Linked DNA regions of Homo sapiens: region 2 is linked to region 1. Evidence: read pairs that join two places in POLR2A ChIA-PET (ENCODE). Cell type or tissue: OCI-LY7. All regions are shown on one strand. Each heading gives the region's core, and the rest is flanking DNA. Links, peaks and the distances in the headings are about the cores only.

Region 1 (5,385 bases), core at 103-5,102:
CAGCTGAAATCCCTGCTTTCCCAGAGCTTTTAATAGAGATTAAAGGGGATAAGATGTATTGAAGAGTTTAGCACGGTACCTAGCATGGAGTAGCTGCTTAATACATTCTAACAGGGGAACTCTTGGAACACTGAGTCCCGAGACAGCTGTTTCAGTCTTAGCTGTGACATTGACTAGCTGGAATCTCTAGACACATAAATACTTTCCAGTACTTCCCCTGGGCTAGTGTGGCCTTCTTCCACATAAATGCTGGGGATCATTATTCATATAGGGTTTCCACAGACAGAGAACTACTTTGCTCAGGTGAGTCCCATTTATGTAGGGAGAAGACCAGAGTCACTGGCCCTAAACATGTCTATGGAAGGGTCCTGTCCCACGCATGGGTCAATTTTAAGATCTGGAACGAAATTTCAGTCTGTTTGTTTATTGCTTGCTTTCTCCTTATCAACCCTTCTCTGGCTACTAGTAAGCAGCTTAGCTCAAAACAAATGAAAATCTGATGAAATCTGCTCTATCCCTAGATGAACTTGCTTTCACAGGAAATGGAGGTGGGACAGTTAGTGACCAGTAATCATGGTCACTAAAACTGACACCCAACTGGGTTGGTCCATCTTAAGGGATTGGTACAACTCTTTTCCAATGATGGTATATTAAAGGGGATTTCAAAATGAAGTGGGTTTGGATCTCAGAACCACCACTGGTTAACTGAGTCCAAGTCAGTGACTGAGGGAGAATAAACACTATTTTGCTCAACCCTTTTATCTTACAGTTAAGGGAATTGTGGTCCAGAAATGTGAGGTCCCTGCCCTGGAAGAGCCATCTGCTAATTAGTGGCAGATACAGTGACATGAATTTTCATAGAAATAGTCACAGGACCCAATTAGAAGGTAAGTCTCCTGATTCCCCCTCCAATGCTTATTCCTTTGGTCCTTTCCAAGTTGGAAGTGCCACATAATACTCTTCTTTTAGAATTTGAATATCCCCCTAAACAATTTCTGAGTAAATTTGATTTCTGTTCATGACATTGACTTCAACAACCACAATTAACAGCTGAATTTAAATACCTGCAGGGATGTAAAAATGAAGCATTGGGATTTATTAAGCGGAATCTCAAATACAGAAATAAAGTCAAAACGAATATAATAAATGGAGGTAGGTTTTGTTTAAACCTAAAATAACTTTTTTTTAGACAGGGACTTTCTATGATGTCCAGGCAGGAGTGCAGTTGTTATTCCCAGGCACAATGATAGCGCTACAGCCTAGAATCCCCTGGGTTCCAAGGATCCTCTTGCCTCAGCCACTCAAGTAGCTGGGACTACAGGTGTGTGCCACAGCACCCAGCTTAGAAAGAACTTTTTGACATGCAGAGCTGTCAAGGCTGGAATGTTCTGCCTTGGAAAACAGTGAGCTCTTGGCCACTGGAGGTGACCAAGTAGATGCCAGATATTCATGAGGTAGTAGGTTGGGCTGGGTGATGTTTAAGGTCCCCCATATCTTTAATATACCCATGTGGATTTTATGAGGCCCTGGTATTTAAATAATCCCTTTTTGAACCCATTTATGCATCTGTACTACCAGCTAGTCCCTACCTCTCTTGCTTATTAAATTTACTATCTACTATGTAAAGTAGTACTTTCTTTTATTTGCTCTAAAATTAACTCTTGCAAACTTTGGGGTAAGGGGAGGTTGGGATAGTTCTGTTTTTCTGAGATTTGCTGATTAAGTGCATAGTTCCATTCTATCATGTATTGTTATATCCCTTCTCAGTCTGCTCATTTTTTGATTGAGAAAAATCTAATTTTGTTAAATCTATATTTATACCAACAAGCCTCCGTCATATTGGTGATTTGAATAGTTCTTCTCTGTCCTTCTCCCACCTCCCCAGCTCTACTAAATTTTTCTTGAAGGTCCATGAATAGAACTGCCACATTTTTTCCGAGCCCACACACTGCTTTCATGTGAATATGGGATAATGCCTTTTCTATCTGGCTTCCATACACTTTCTGATGAAACCCAGCATTCCTCTGAGCATCTCAGCTTATGCAGCCACTGGAGCTCAATTTTCTCAGAGCTAATCACAATTCCTACTCTGTCGTTATTAGCTTGTAACACTGTACAAGTCACTAATTTTCCTGTACAAGTCACTAATAATGAGGAAAGCAATACTATAAAAACTTAGGAGACTCAAAGGAAAAAAAAAAAAAGATGATCCATTCAAGTGTCCTGTGTGATACCTGGTACAGAAGTTGTACTTAATACATGTTTGCGAAAGTGAAATGAAATAGACTTAAATGTGTTTCCTGAGCTATGATATGTTAGAGTCCATCATTTTATAAATAGAGATTGGGGTATATTTTACCTAAGAGAACTACCTTATATTTGCCAAAACCGAAGCTCAATTGTTACATTTTTTCCCTCATTCTTCTGAGATCTTTATGTCCTGGGAGGACTCCAGTTTGAATCCTTTCTCTATGATTTATTAGCTCTAAGATCGTGGCTCATTAACATCTCTAAGTCAATTTCCTCAGCTGTAGCATTGAGATAATAGAAATACTTGACCTGGAAACAAGGGATTTGAACCTGAATTGCCTCAGAATTCAAACCCTAGCTCTATCAATTTCTAGCTTTGTGACCGTGGACAAGTTGCTTAACCTTTCTCAATTTCCTATTATGCAAAAGGAAAAAAATAACACCCTCCTCACAGAGTCCTTGTCATAATTCAGTGAGATACTTATGTATAGCATTGAATATAGACAGCTCCAGCTTACATATAGTGGGTTCTCAACAACAATTAGTTGTGTTCCTCCTCATGTCATGGGATTGTCCAGATGTTCTGTAACTTCCAAAGAGGTGTGCAGACTGGGTGCAGTGACTCACACCTGTAATCCTAGCCCTTTGGGAGGCTGAGGTGGGAGGATCACTTAAGCCCAGGGTTCAAGACTAGCCTGGGCAACATAGTGAGATCCCCCCACCATCTGTACAAAAAAAAGATACAAATAGGTGTGCAGATATTAGCAGTTATTGTGTGTTGTAATATTTCTTTACCCAGAAGCAACATTGTGTAGTTGAAAGAGAGTGGATTTGGAGTAGTCCAACTGTGAGTCAAGTGCTATAAACTTTGAAAAGACATTGCTTCCTGAGGCTTGGGTCTCTTGTCTCAAATTAAGATGACAGACTTCTTTCTACTTACCTTGCAGGGGTGCCTTAAACATTGATAAAATCCTGATGGTGAAACCTTTAATGTAATCTGAAAATGAGGCACTATGGTGACTAGAAGTGTTCAGTGCCATTTGCAAAAGTGAATGTTTCACGACTTTGTACTTCTTCCATGTATTTCATTAAAATATGAAGTAAGACCCAAGTCAGTGTCTTACTGACTCTGGATTTCTGATTTCTGGTGATCTTTATGTTAATATCTTCTATTCAAAGGAGTTGCAATCAAATATTACTATATTGTTTCCATGATCCTTGTCAAAGATGACATGTACTGTACCAAATAGTTCTGCAATCAAGCTGTTTCTTGATGTAAAAATCTAATCACAATAGTCTTGAATCTCTGAAAATTTAAATATTTGAGTTTCAATAGTTCCCTACTTATCCCTAGTTCTAGACTCTTAAAGAACATTGGTTTGTTAAAATCCTTCCGTTGTTTTTTCCATAACAAGTTGTTTGTTACACTTCCATGATCCCACTCTTTGTTATGAATTCCAGACATGGCAATGATATTTACTAGCTTGTAATTCCCAGGTAGCTCTTCATATTAGGGTGGAAATCCTATTGGCAATGTGATGCTCCCTCTGGTTTAGTAGTAATGACAGGCTGTGCATTCTGGACGATGGCTCCACAGTTTTATACATGACTTATTCCAGAATTCTGGAGTGAATGTCATCAGTCCAGGTGATTTGTTTACTTAGTTTGTTCATTCCATTTAGTGTGTGTGTGGAGGGGGGTGGCAGTACGCAGCATGGAGCCCTGACCCGATAGGCCAGCAATTTGAATCCTTGCCCCAAATCTGCATCTAACTTGGATGAACTTGAGTAAGTCATTTCCCTCTGTAGCTCATCATTGCCATCTGAGACTCGAAGGGGTTGGATAAAATGATCTCTATGGTTCCTTCCAGTTTTGTCATTTTGTGATTCTAAAATGTGCTGTCATTCATAGTTCTTCCTGGCAAGGTCTCTGGTGGGCAAAACTAGGGCCAGCTGTAACAGCTGACAACATATCTTTCTTTTCTTTTTCTTTCTTTCTTTCTTTTTTTTTTTTTTTTTTTTTTTTTTGAGATGGAGTTTTGTGCTTGTTGCCCAGGCTGGAGTGCAACAGCATGATCTCGGCTCACTGCAAACTCTGCCTCCCAGGTTCAAGCGATTCTCCTGCTTCAGCCTTTCTAGTAGCTGCGGTTACAGGAATGTACCACCACGCCCGGCCAAGTTTGTATATTTAGTAGAGACGAGGTTTCTCCATGTTGGTCAGGCTGGTCTCGAACTTCCAACCTCAGGTGATTGGCCGGCCTCGGCCTCCCAAAGTGCTGGGATTACAGGCATGAGCCACCACACCCAGCACATCTTTCTTTTCTTGCCAGCACTCAGAAGCTTCACTTCAAATAAACTGTGGGGAAAGTATACTTGATCAAGTACAGTGGACTATGGAATTCAGCAACTAGCATGGCAACCTAGACGGACAAGAGCTCGAAAGCAGTGCTGTGAAATCATTAGTATTGACTTTCTATTTGTAAAATAAATTGAAAACATACCCATAGATGAAGTTTAGAGTAAAAATAAAGAGGGAGGAGAGATTGCTTTGCTTGTTTCACAGTGCTGGCATTGGAACTATGTCTTTATTAAGGCCTCATGCAGAGGGAAGGGACTTGAACTAAACAGACTTCTAACTTCTATTTTAGTGGCATTCTCTTGCTGATGACCTTGTGCTTGTTTGTTTTCCTCTTTGGGCCTTTATTTCTTCCACCTGTTAATAAGCATCTTGGGATAAGACAGTGCCTCTCAAAGTGTAATGTCCATGTGAATCATCTGGAGATCTTGTTAAAATGCTGATTCTGATTCAGCAGGTCTGAAGTAGGGCCTTGGGATCCTCAGTTCTAACACGGTCTTTGCTTCTCCTTCAGTCATTGAGAAGCAGAGGCTAGACAGTTTTTAAGTCCTTTTCAGCTGTGAACACTCCATGTTTCAAATAATCTCCCAACACTAGAGTGAGAAGCAGAATAGGAAGGCCTCTCTGGATGGAACATCATCTATATTAAAATGCCTTTTTGTTTTAGACAGGAAAGAATGGAATTCCTAAACTTGGGCTTAAGCAAGAGGAAAGGAAAGCACTGAAGGGGACATTTACTGTGAGGTCTGAGGTGGTTCCAAAAGGTATTAATGCTTGGAA
Region 2 (5,385 bases), core at 289-5,288, 150 kb before region 1:
GCTGATAGTGTCTCAGTTTCCTTGTTTGGAAATGGGGCATGTAGGTGCTAGCTTCATATGATGAAGGATTTAAAATGTGTTATCATTTTTGCTTTTTAAATCATCAGTACTGTTCAGGTTTGGAAGAGTAGAATGAACTACCTGAGGGGCAGGGCGTTCCTCACAAATTGTGGATTTCTGAAGAGATTGTGGAAGACTTGGCAAGATATGGAAGATTTAAGACCTGGATGATCTTTTAAGTCCTGTTTAGCCTTGTGACTAAATTATAAACATTATTCATTTTAAAGGAAGATAAATTGTGTTAAGTACCATAAACAGCACAGATTGGGCCATTATAAAAGTATGGAGTTAAGAAGAGGTTGGTTCCAATGGGAAATTATAGGTGGCTTCATGGAAGGGATGGCATTTGAATTTTGACTTTATTTTGGAAAACACGGGAAGCTATCAGTTGGTTTGCTTGCTTGCTTTTTTAAGCAAAGAAGTAATACAATAGTCATAAATGCTGTTTGCTGAATATTTCTGGGTCCATATCTTCTGGATACATGATAAGATTCTGTTTCCTGGACACCTGTGAGTGGGGCCATGAACAAGTTCTGACCAATGAACTGTGAGCAGCAGTGACATCTTCCACTTCCAGGCAAACATTACTTATCAGTGTGAGACCCTCCAGGGCTGTCTTTTCTCTCTTCTACATCTTCGGCAATATTTCAGAGAGTGGTTAGTCCATCAGCCTGGGTCTTAGAGTAAGGACAATAATGATGTGGAGCTGAATCCCCAGCTGCCAGACAATGGACAAGTTGTGAGAGTGAGAAATTAACCTCTGTTGTTTTAAGCCACTGTAATGTTGGATTTGCCTGTTCCTGCAGCATAGCCTAACCTATTCTGAGTGATACCAGGAGCAAGGCCAGGCTTGTACTTCAGGAGTGTTATGCTTACTGTGGTGTGCAAAATAGGCTTCCTTAGGAGAGAATAGAGGCAGGAAGAATGGTTAGCAGAGGGTGCAGTAGACCAAGCAAGAGATAATGGGCACATGAGGGAAGGCAGTGGCCAGGAAGATGGAGGACAGGTACAGTGGTTTTCAAAAAGCAGGTTTTCAAAGGTAACTTTGAAAAACGAAGAGTCACGGAGCCTGGCAAACAATTAGATTGATATGAAGACACATTGTTGACAACTTTCAGAGTCCCACTCTGGTGCAAAAGGCATGATTACCTAGAAATGTCCCTGGGAACTCATTCTTGGTGGCCTGGACAGTTGCCTCTTTGGGATCAAAGACCTCTGCTTTTCCCAGCAGGAGGGGCTGCACCCAAATTCAGCTTCTGATGGGACCTGGCAGGAGGCCTTTTCTACATAAGGGGGTCTCTTTCTGAACTCAGCCTTCTGTGATTCCAAGGTTTGCAGGTGTCAGATACTTGGCTCTTTCACATAACTCCTGTAAACATCTAAACCCACTGGCATATGAAAGCCAGACAGCCTGGCACCCATACAATCCACTGTTCCCCTACGCAAGTATGCTTCAATATGTGACCTTTAAAAACGAAACATGCACCCCATGACAAATTTTGCAGGATATCCTGGCTTTCATATGTCTCTCCTAGGAAAAGCATGAGACTGGCCTTTTGGCTTTCTACTACCGACTTTTACGTTGTAAGTTTTCCTTTAAAATTCTGTTTTGTACTCCGTGCTGTGTCTCGAGCCCTGTTGCATGTTGCCTGACAGGTGTGACAACAAAAGGACTCGTTGTGTGCAGTAACCATGGCTGCGGAATTACAGTTCCACTCCTCTGACTATGGATATGGAAGAACAGGCCTGCAGAGGGCCTGATGGATGTGGCCTGGCCCCCGACTCAAAAAGGAAAGCCGAGGGCTGTGTGCAGTGGTTCATGCCTGTAATCCCAGCACTCTGGGAGGCCAAGGTGGGTGGATCACCTGAGGTCAGGAGTTTGAGACCAGCCTGGCCAACATGGCAAAACTCTGTCTCTACTAAAAATACAAAAAAATTAGCCGGGCATGGTGGCACGCACCTGTAGTCCCAGCTACTTGGGAGGCTGAGGCAGGAGAATCGATTGAACCTGGGAGGCAGAGCTTGCAGTGAGCTGAGATCGCGCCACTGCACTCCAGCCTGGGGGACAGAGCAAGACTCTGTCTCAAAAAAAAAAAAAAAAAAAGGAGGACTCCTCCAGGATGGGTACTCAACCTTAACGAAATTATTTGACAGAATTCAATAAATCAGCATTTTTTGAGAAGAGATTCAACATTCTTCCAAATGATCAATTTGCACATCTCCACTTTTCAACTCCAGCCATTGAACATCTTGAGGAATTCTCAAAGGATCCCAAAACATGTACAACTTGGCAGTGAATTGTTTGCAGGTGTTTTTCAGTTGGTTCTTTGGATTTCAGGGCATGCTTGCTGGATAATGCTTCAATGGCAACCGAAGACCCAGCCCAGCTCTCTCATGTCTCTTATCCCCATACCACAACTGAAGCATGGTATGTTTGTATTAAAAATAGTCAAACATGCTCTAGTAATTTAATATGTAGGGTGATATTTTTGTTTGAGTTTCTAGTTGGCATATTAGTAGTTGAGAAAAACATTGAATGAGACTTTTGCAGAATGGCTTAAAGTAACTTCTGGGCATTTTCAAGGACTTTAAGAGGCTGATGACACTGGTTACTTGTAGTGTCTAATTTTACTACAAAGTGTAAGTCTTCCTTTGCCTTTCACTTGCGGTGTCATGTGCACACCTCTTACGGTTGTCAGTCTAAGAGTGGTTTGGGGCTTATGTCAGAATTCATGAGTGGGAAAGAAGGAAGAAGAGAGATTTTCCTGTGGTAAATGGAGAAGATCTGGAGAACAGGCAAGGATGAAGAGGACTGGAGAGGATGTGTTTGTACATGTAAAAGAGAAATTGCTTGAGGGGTGTTACCTCAGTGGTATGCAGTGTAAGAAAGTGGAAAGGGAGGGTTATGATAACTGCAAGATCCCCTGATGGGGAAAGAAAACCTCATGTGGAAACCAGCTCCAGCGCCAGCCATGCTGGCTTTCACTGGGGAAGCCTTTTGTGTGGGAGCGTGCTGAAGGTCTGTGCACGGTATTTGTACTCCACAGGCTCTTGCTAGCCATAGCCACAGCATGGTGTAAGCAGCCAGAAATGAAGACATCCCCAGGTCTTGTCCTGACTTTACTTTTGCTTTAATTCACTCAATGTATCTGGTGAATCCTTCAGTCTGATGAGGAAACAGCTTCCCCCACCTGCTGTGTCCTGTGCTTGCATCACTTACCCCCTCTGGAGAGGGTGGTCTGTGTCTCCAGGTAAATGAGCTTCCTAATACTGACCCCAGGATTCTATGGACTTCCCTACACTGTCACCAGCAGGGCTGGTCCAGTAAAGGCCTCCCACACATCCAGGACTTTAGTTTGCTTAGTTTACACTGTGTCAAGGACAATGGAGAACACATATTCTCTGGGACAGCCTGGCTCAGGCAAGAAGAGGGAAGCAGGAAGGTTCACGAGTCATGGCCCTACTTCTAAGAGGTCCACTGGCAAAGCCACCCCAGTTCCCTGCACCCAGGGAGGGGTGCAGAGAAGTAGGAAAATACCACCTTTTTAGCTGCTTACACTGAAAGCATCATCAGAATAGAGACATTTTAGGTAGAGAAAAAATTCCCCAAGTAACAGATATACATACAGTAGGGAAATTTTTTCTATTCTATAATTGCTTTATCAATTTTCATACTGGGATAATATTTCTCTAAACTGGATAGGAAATAAGAGGGGAAATGGAAACAAAACACGTATACAGTGATACGGGCACCTCAATCTCAGCATGTTCTTTTGTTTTTTTTTCCAAGACAGAGTCTCTCTCTGTTGCCCAGGCTGGAGTACAGTGGCGCAATCTCTGTTCACTGCCACCTCCGCCTCCTAGGTTCAAGTGATTCTCCTACCTCAGCCTCCTGAGTAGCTAGGATTACAGGCACACACGACCGCACCTGGCTAATTTTTGTATTGTTTAGTAGAGATGGGGTTTCACCATGTTGGCCAGGCTGGTCTCGAACTCTTAGCCTCAAGTGATCTGCTCACCTTGGCCTTCCAAAGTTCTGGGATTACAGGTATGAACCACTGCGCCCAGCCCTCAGCATGTTCTAATGGCAAAGAAATAACTAACTGCTGATTAAATTTTGCTCCAGTATATGCCCAGTTTCCGGTTGTTCTAAAAAGACATAAATGTTATTTACTAATTTCATTTAAAAGGTAATAGATTATCTCTGTTTGCATGGCCAGTTTTTTTTTTCTGCATGTATAAAACTGAGCAACAAAGTTCCTCTAAACAGAAGTAGATTGCAGCCATGATATGATCAATAAGAGAAACTTAGCCACAAAGTGTCCTCAAGCAGTTAGAGCATAAACCTGAACCAATATTGTGTGTCGGTAGCAATTTGCTTTTATTTATTCATCAGCATCCCCTTCAACTAAATATAAGTGTGGGCAAAGAACAGTTACAGACATGGACAGGCACTCGTTTCTCTAGAATTATTAAGAATCACTGGACTGTGAAATATCAGTGTTTCAAAATTTCTGATTTCTCCTGTGAGGTACTTTTCATATTTTATTTTGATAACTGAATGCAAATGAGCTTCAGGGAACCCTTTCTCACCTGTGTTCTTTGCATGCTGGTACAACTGAGTCTGTTTATTAAGGACTATTAACAAATACATAGCCCAGTTTAGAATTATACAAATCAACTACATTAGGGGAGTTGCCAAAAAAAAAAAAATTGAAGGTAGAAACAAAACCTTCTTTAATTGAAGCTCTGTTGATTTTAGTTTTCTGTAATTATTATAATTGTTGGGATGTTCGATGCTAAGAACTTCAAACTAAGAATGGAAAGTTTGAGTTCAGGCTCTACCTCTTATTTTATTATTATGATTATTTTTTGAGACAGGGTCTCGCTGTGTCACCCATGTTGGAGTGCAGTGGCATGATCTCAGCTCACTGCAACCTCCACATCCTGGGCTCAAGTGATCATCCCACTTCAGCTCCCCTACCTAGTAGCTGGGATTACAGGTGCGCTCCACTATGCCTGGCTAAGTTTTTGTAATTTTGGTAGAGACGGGGTTTCGTCATATTGCCCAGGCTGCTCTCAAACCCCTGGGCTCGAGTGATCTGCTCACCTCAGCCTCCCAAAGTGCTGGGATTACAGGCATGAGCCACCACACCCCAGCTACCACTTATTAACTCTTGAATGTGGAGCAGTCACCTCCCCTGTTGGCCTTGGTAAAATTGGGATGAGCATCCTTTTCATACCTGTCTTACTGGCTTACTGAGGAATTTAGATAACAGAATAGATGTAGTAGCTCATTGTGAGATTATCCAAACATGAAAGAAT

What was found. ChIA-PET counts read pairs that join two places held together with the same protein. Peaks named below come from ENCODE experiments on the same cell type or tissue, not always from the same donor. Only the 100,000 strongest peaks of a DNase experiment are listed, where the experiment ranks them.
Region 2: POLR2A ChIA-PET joins it to region 1 with 10 read pairs; 2 of 35 experiments call an interaction of 5 or more read pairs at or near these places.

Annotation. Positions count from the first base shown.
Region 1 is chr3:187,936,471-187,941,855 of GRCh38, reverse strand. No RefSeq gene overlaps it. Among named protein-coding and RNA genes, the nearest start is that of LINC01991, 37 kb to the left of the region's middle. In OCI-LY7, for the core only: no CTCF peak of the experiment used is centred there; a DNase peak (open chromatin) is centred at 175; H3K4me3 peaks cover 3,013 bases; H3K27ac peaks cover 5,000 bases.
Region 2 is chr3:188,087,193-188,092,577 of GRCh38, reverse strand. No RefSeq gene overlaps it. Among named protein-coding and RNA genes, the nearest start is that of LPP-AS2, 64 kb to the left of the region's middle. In OCI-LY7, for the core only: no CTCF peak of the experiment used is centred there; DNase peaks (open chromatin) are centred at 597 and 3,244; H3K4me3 peaks cover 2,442 bases; H3K27ac peaks cover 4,521 bases.